Regions from separate parts of the Homo sapiens genome. Here region 2 is linked to region 1. Evidence: chromatin contacts called from ENCODE Hi-C or POLR2A ChIA-PET data. All regions are on one chromosome and are shown on one strand. The core of a region is the stretch at or near the end of the contact, and the rest is flanking DNA. Distances in the headings are between cores, read along the strand shown.

Region 1 (3,706 bases), core at 778-3,277:
AATCTATCACTTAACTCCCCTTAGCCTGCTTTGTCTTTATAGCCTCTACCACCTGGTATATATCTGTATCAAGACCTAGAGCAATGGCTGCACAAGTTGGCACTAAAATCTATTTATTGGACATGTAAACGGATCAGTACAGATGTGTTTTCACTCTTAATTTGCTCAAAGTCCCATTGAGAAGGTAAAACTAGCACAAAAAGGTAAATAACCATCCCAGGCAGCTAACTGAGAGCTATCAGAAACACATACATGACTAATAGCTAAATAAATTGTGCCGATACAGGTGTGTACTCTAGAAGCAGAGCCAGGTATGCAGACAGCAGGTAGCAGGTGATCATTTAGTGCTTGAATGATCAGAACAGTGTCCACAGAGGATCCAAGGATTGAAAGGAACTTCAAAGAAGGGTATGATTTAGAAAGGAAGGAGTCTGGTGGATTCTTCTAAAGAGCATTTCTCTGGGATTCAGATAATTTCACCCATGCAGTTAGCACCCATTCTATCCTTGAAAGATACAGCTGCTCTTCCTATAAGGTAAGAGAATTTCAGGTTTGAACAGAGAATTTTAGATTGAAAAATTCAAGCCCATTTTCTATTCTTCCACCCGCAAACAAAGGTGCGGAAAGCAGTTGAGGAAACAGGCTGAGGTGAGTTTCCTTGAAGCCTTGCTCTCTTGCATCTCTGTTTGATCCCTGGGTCATTCCCTCAGGCATCTCTGGTCAGAAACACTTTTAAACCCCAAATCTCATTCTCACTGGGTTTGCATTGTACCTGGAAAGATGCTGACACCAATAAAAGCTTGTTGCTTAAAGACACAGCCTATGACTCACACAATGCACACTTTATACACCCTAATTCCTTCCATCTGTAGTAACTTTCAGCTTCTCATTACCTAAATTATTTCAGTGCACTCAACCTGGGGGTTATTGTCATATAGGGAATCAAATGAGGTGCCAGAAACAGATAAAAATCAAGAAAACAACAATTTGAAAAGGTTATCATTGGCATCAGGGAATGTCTGTGTTGGAAAGGATCTCCAGGTTCATTAGCCCCCACTCCCAGCACAGGAACCCTCTTTGTCATGACTCGGACAGATGTTATCCAATTCTGCTTCATGACTTTCAAGACCTGGGTGCCACATTCTGCAGTTGTCATCTGCAAACTTGATAGGCAGGTGAATGTGGCAAGCAACCCATATTTAAATATACCTGAAGCCCTCCTGGAATTTACACAGCTACATCTTTCCCTGTACTGCCCTGCAAGAAGCGTGAGAGAAGAAGCTCTTCTGAGCCTCCTGCCTGTTACAGAGAGCAAGAAAGGGAAGGGAAGAGACAGGGCGAAGAGAGAAAGGATTACTTGATATTGTAGTGTTCAAGCTGGAATAATTTTCCCTCCCACCTTGCTGGAGTGCTTTCCAAGTGCTATTTCCTAGAGCAATGCCAGATTAGTTGTTCCAGAATTCCCAGGGGGCTTTGCACAGAGTCCCAGACCCTGTCCCTGAGAGTTGAATTTTGTACATCTGGGATGAAGCCTGGGCATCTCTATTTGTTAAAGCTTAGGATTATTTTGAAGTGCAGTCAGTTTGAAAGTCACTTTATTAGAGGGCTCTGGACTAGGTCACCCCATTCCTGGTGGTTGAAAAACCTCATTGCAAGCAGATCACTCCTATGTCCTCCAGCAGTTTTCTGTAAGCATGTTTTTGTGTTGCTGAAGGCAGCCCCATCAGCCCCCAGGGGAATAATCCTTTCCTGTTCTCTCCAGCCATGCTCTGTAGGATCACCTGAGGCCTGTGTCTGGGCCTCTTTATCGCAGCACAGTACAAGCATCCAGCTTGTACTCTTTGTTGTGGGCTGGCCAAGATGCTGACAGGAACAAAAATGACTTGTTTTTGAGAGTAAAGATACAAGCTTTGACTCAGATGACGCACACATGTTCATGGAGGGAGACTCTCACATCCGACCTACCTTCTTCCGTCCACAGAGAGTCACGTTGCTACTCTAACCACATCACTAATTCCGAAAGATGGGGACTCCTACACAGGGCCTCCAGGTCAATGCCTCTGATTAGGGCAGGGAACTGGAAGGCATCCAACCCCGACTTCCTGGCACCCCAAGTTCTCTCAGCAGCAACAGCGAAAGCCCATGGATGTAACTGCATTACAGAAGCCAAGGCCCTCAATGTGTAGACTCTCTGGGGTGCTATTTTAAAAGGCAGACTCTCAAGCCCCACAAAAAGATGTTTTGAAGATTGGAGTGAGGCCAGAAAATCCACCTTTTGAGCAAGCAGGACTAGGGAATTCTGAGTAAGACTAGTATTTGAACTTTACCCATTTGGGACTGAACCTCAAAGGAAAAAAGGGATCTGGAAAAGGAAATGACGTCCCCCTCGCCCTTCCAGGGCCACAGCTGCTTCTGTTCTTGAGATATTGGCCAGGCCCCTTATTTCTTTGACATTCCCCTTGCTTTCCTGTCCCCTCGTCTTCCTTAACAGTCCTTCTTATCTGCCAGAAGATTGGTCTTTCTTTAAGGCTAGCAGTTAGCCTTGATTGGGGATCCAGTTCTATACATGTGGGCATAGAGGACAGAGCAAGAAGACAGGACAAGTGAGCAGAACTATACAGGGAAGGGAGGGACAGTGTTGGAAGAGAAGCCCAGGCTTGGAACTTGCCCATGGCAAAAAAAAAAGAAAAAAAAAATTGAAAATTTGTACCCTCATTATGTCACCAGGAATTGAAATTAAGTATGACTCACGATTTACCCATGAAGCTCTTTCCCAATTAGTCTGGGTTGTGTCACCAAAAGACCTGAATTTAAGTCATGACTCCATCACTTATTGGCTTCGTGATCTTGGGAAAATTATTGAACTCTCTGACATTTAGTTTCCTTATCTGTAAAATAGGGGTAATCGCTTGATAAAGGTGCTGTTCGTTTTGATGAGGTAATATATAAAAATGCTTAGCCCAGGTTTTGGTACATGGAAGGCAGAAAAAAAAACCACCCAGATATTATGAATAATATAATTCTGTCATGTACACCTTTCCTCTCACAACCTACTGACTTACTGTAGGCACCAGGCAACCTGAATTACTAGGTGTTCTCTAGGGCCCCAATAAGCCATGTGTTTTAAAGTCTAATGGAATGGTCTAATCCCATCTCCATCACCAACTCATAAGCTGTGTGACCTTCCTTCCTGGGCCTCTGTTCCCTTCTCTATGGATCAGTGCCAATACATCAAGTTTCTGCAAAGGCCTGGTGCATTCACTGATGCACACAAGGAGCCCAGGACCATGCTGGGAGCCCCCTGTGCTGCAGCCTCCCCTTCCCCTCCTTTCCTGCAAGCTCCCATGTTTGTCCATGCCTTTCTATGGAGGTGCCTTCGTTCAAACTGTTTCTTCCACCCAAATGTCCCTTCCCTTTTTCTGCTCACTGGAGTTCTTCCCAAAGCTGCCTTCATCCTACCTCAATCCCAACAGTCAAGATACCCAGGTAATCACCCTTCATTGACAAACAGAGTATGTATTGTGAGTCTGTGATGTGTCAGGCACTGTTGCTCATGACCAGGGATATAGAGATGATTAAGGTCTAGTCCCCAAGAAATTCAGTCTACTTAAGAACATAAGAACAATATGAACATAAGAACAGATAACTGTCCTCCAAGGAAGTGGGGGTAATAATAGAAGTGACTCAAAAGTGCTGGGACAGCACA
Region 2 (3,706 bases), core at 417-2,916, 240 kb after region 1:
AATCAAGTGCTCCTGATTCGTGGCACTTTATCTCATCCTCTTGTCTCTGGAAAATATGCCAGGCTAGGTCTGGATCCCCACCCCATGCTCTTTGAGGTAGACTAAACCATGAAGAAGAAGAAACCAAGGACCTGCAGGACAGGTCTCAGTTCCCCACCCAGGGAGCTCCCAAAGCCAGAAGATACACAGGTGTGGGGTACCTGGTAAGTGAAGAGCAGAAGAGAAGAGAATCGAGGTCCCCAAGCTAGGACCCCTTCAAGCTCCTAGGCTGGGAGTTGGATCCAAAGCCTGATCTGACAGTGTGCAATAAGACCTGGGATTCAAGGTTTGATACTGGCATAAAATCTTTCTTCTTTTCTCCCTAAACTGCTTGGGTGGGTGGATATTATGTGTCCCAAACTGTAAGTGAAATTGCTTTATAGGGAAAAGCTGATTCTGGATAAACTATCTAAACCTGTGAAGACAGAAGGAGGGCAGGAGGGGAGGAACCAGAACAGAGAGTGAGGGATGGCCTGGACTAAGCGGCGTGTGAACAAGGATGTCTTGGGTGAGTTCCAGGTGGTCCTGGAGGAGGTCGTCTCTCTGACCCCTCCCTAGGGGAAGTCCTTATGGTTTAGAGAACTTGGCAGCCAATATCTAGAATCCCTACCAGGCCCATGAGAAACTAGTAAAAAGGGTCTGTTCCCATGCAAAGAGGCAAGGGACTCTCAGCAGGGAAGATAAGGACACTCACATGACAAGGGTGTTTGTTGAGAAGGACAGGATGAAGTACCTGAGTCTGATGATTGAAATGACTTGGCCATAACCTCTTAGTGGCTTGAGCTGGATGGGAAGGGAGGACTTCATTTACAGTTAGTGCTGTGTGTCTTCCCTTACATCATGTGCCATCAAGATCTCAAAGGGCCTTGAAATAAGAGTTCAGCTTGTGGTGATGAGACTAGCAGAGAAAGCTCTGAGCAGGACCCAGGGGGCCTGACTCCTTGAATCTGTCTCTACTGAGCTGTGTGACTGGGGGCAAATCCTCTTCCCTCTCTAGACTTCAGTTTCCAGCCTAGGAACCTCTTAGGAATCTGTGACACATTCTCTTCTTGCATTCCAATTGGGGTAAGCAGTCAATTACCAAATATTTCCTAAACAGGTGGTTCCTAGATTGCAGCATATATGAGAATCACCTGGGAAAAGTATTAGAAAAGCAGAATCCAGGGTCCCATCTCCAAAGATTCAGGAGCCAGTAGCTCTGGAGTAGGGCCCCTGAAACTCCATTCTCAAAGAGTAGTTCTGGTGCAGGTGGTTGAGGCCACCTTGATGCAACACTGAAGGTTTCAGATGCTACAGAGAAACCAGAGAAGTGCTGAGTGAGGAAAAGCACCCGTCCTCAAGAGATTTCCAGTTTAGATGGGGGAGACAGGACCCAATCCCAAGAACAGAATATCCTCAGTGACAGATGAGAGAGAGGTACAAGGTCAAAGAAACAGGTCATGTCCTTTACCAAGCAGTTATGAGCAGAGCTTCCCAGGTGCCTGGCGCAGAAACGGTGGCAGGAGGCATGTGTGGCAGAGACAGCTAAATGCTCACCACAACCTGCTTCCTTTTCTACCAGGGCTCACAGCTGTACTTCACTTCCCAACCTCCCCTGTGGTTAGGTGTGGCCACGTGACTGAGTTCCAGCCAATGGCCCGTGGTTGCAAGAAACACCCACCATTTCCGGGTCTGGCCCACAAGCTTCCCATGTGTTATCCTGATCCCCACCTGCCAATCTAACTTTTTTAAGTAAAGGGGGAAATAAACCTCTGATTATATTCAATGACTGAAAAGCAGGGGTTGTTTCAAGTTAGTCCATCCTGATTGTACAGGATGCAAGAGAGAAGATGCAGCAATTCAACCCAAGCAGTATTTGGTCAATACTGGCTTTTTTTTTTTGAGACAGAGACTCGTTCTGTCGCCCAGGCTGGAGTGCAGTGGCACGATCTTGGCTTACTGCAAGCTCCGCCTCCCGGGTTCACACCATTCTCCTGCCTCAGCCTCCCAAGTAGTTAGCCTGCCACCACGCCTGGCTAATTTTTTCTATTTTTCAGTAGAGATGGGGTTTCACCAGGTTAGCCAGGATGGTCTGGATCTCCTGACCTCGTGATCCGCCCGTCTCGGCCTCCCAAAGTGCTGGGATTACAGGCATGAGCCACCACGCCCGGCCAATACTGGCTTTTGTAACCAAGTACTTGATGTTGTTGGACCTGAAGGAGATGCGAGTTCTGATCTTATAGGACGGACAATACTGGGAAGGGCCAGAGGAGGCAGCGGGCAGTGAATCCCACGAGTGTGGAGTTCGGACGGCATCTCTAAATGAGGCTATCTGGAGGCTGTGCCAGTCTGAAATCTCTTCTGGGACTAGTCTTGGGCCATGTAAGCCTTTGAGACAGCACATAAAAAACAGTCAAATGGGCCAGTGGTTCCAAAGATTCTAGTTTTATTTTTATTGCTGAAATTTGGAGCTAACTTATTTTTAGTAATCTTTTCTTTTCTCTCATGCCGAGGTGGTGAGGGGCAGGTGCCATGCCTGAGGCCTGGGTGTGCCTGCTGCTAGCAGAGAGATGGGGACCTCCCCAACTGTCCCAGGGCTGTGGGGTTGGCTAGTGCCCCTGGAGTACCACAGGGATCCTGTCCAGGGAGGAGCTGACTGGCCAGGCAGGAGGAGATGGAACAATTACAGGCAGGGAACAGGGAGCAGTGTAGGATCTGACCTCCAGGACCCTCTTCCTCTTGCATCTTCCTTGAAGAAAAAGAATTCAATGGTGTCACTGTAGACCCAAGAAAGCCTAGGCAGATGGGGGCATGGGAGTGTGTTTTCTATGTACTTAAGTATAATATTTAACTATAGGCCGGGTGCGGTGGCTCACTCCTGTAATCCCAGCACCTTGGGAGGCCGAGGTAGGGGTTCACCTGAGGTCAGGAGTTCAAGACCTGGCCAACATTGTGAAACCCTGTCTCTACTCAAAAAAAAAAACACAAAACTTAGCTGGGTGTGGTGGTGGGTGCCTGTAATCTCAGCTACTCAGGAGGCTGAGGCAGGAGAATTGCTTGAACCTGGGAGGCAGAGGTTGCAGTGAGCCGAGATCGCGTCATTGTACTCCAGCCTGGGCAACAAGAGCAAAACTCCATCTCAAAAAAAAAAAAAAAAAAAGAAAAAGAAAAATATTTAACTGTAGATATAGTCAACCTTCTGTTCTTTGTATCCACAGAGAAAAACACACATGAGGAGGAGTCTCCAGTGGGAAGATAGAGGTTTATCTATTAACATATTTCAGTTGTAGGATAGACACCAAGAAGAACTTTTAAGTCACTAAAGTTGTAAGATTACAGGGACTACCTGCTAAAATCAAGTGTAGGGTCAATGTCCCCTTAGCTAGCATGCCTTAAGGAATGGAGGGATGGGAAGGACCTTTCAAAACCTGACCCAGCCTGAAGTTGAGTGTTCCATTTTGTAGAAGGTTCTGAGAGGACAAGACCTACGGTCTATCCTGGGTCATCTACTGAGTAGGAAAAGACCAAGAAGAAGAGAACTTGACAAGGAGTCCTGGAGGGGTGTTAGTCCTGGCTCTACCCAAACAGATGTGTGGCCTAGTGACGTCCTTCCACCTCTCTGGGCCTCAGTTTCTCCATCTATAAAGCGAGGTGCTCTGACATTCTGCAAGCAGAAAGCTGTATTGTC

Evidence for each region. Hi-C counts contacts between places; a loop is a spot of excess contacts on that map. ChIA-PET counts read pairs that join two places held with the same protein, here RNA polymerase II (POLR2A). Pooled maps may share reads with other maps.
Region 2: a pooled map shows a loop between it and region 1 (3-fold over the local background). The contact joins two enhancer-like sites. A Hi-C loop is called at or near these places in 4 of 37 single-sample maps with no recorded cell type and 11 of 50 pooled maps. POLR2A ChIA-PET finds 5 or more read pairs at or near these places in 4 of 52 experiments (PC-9, activated CD8-positive, alpha-beta T cell and activated naive CD4-positive, alpha-beta T cell).

The regions. Positions count from the first base shown.
Region 1 is chr1:206,801,657-206,805,362 of GRCh38, reverse strand. The region is part of intron 2 of IL19 (interleukin 19); the gene reads right to left. Among named protein-coding and RNA genes, the nearest start is that of IL10, 31 kb to the right of the region's middle. RefSeq lists an enhancer at 2,136-2,185. Within about 2 kb of position 2,027, at least 6 of the 41 ENCODE cell types and tissues checked have a DNase peak (open chromatin) inside an H3K27ac peak, as active enhancers do.
Region 2 is chr1:206,561,136-206,564,841 of GRCh38, reverse strand. The region is part of intron 2 of RASSF5 (Ras association domain family member 5); the gene reads right to left. It overlaps LOC124904494 (a long non-coding RNA gene), which reads right to left. Exons shown (of 2, transcript XR_007066831.1): 2 at 2,448-3,706. Among named protein-coding and RNA genes, the nearest start is that of EIF2D, 49 kb to the left of the region's middle. Within about 2 kb of position 1,666, at least 9 of the 41 ENCODE cell types and tissues checked have a DNase peak (open chromatin) inside an H3K27ac peak, as active enhancers do.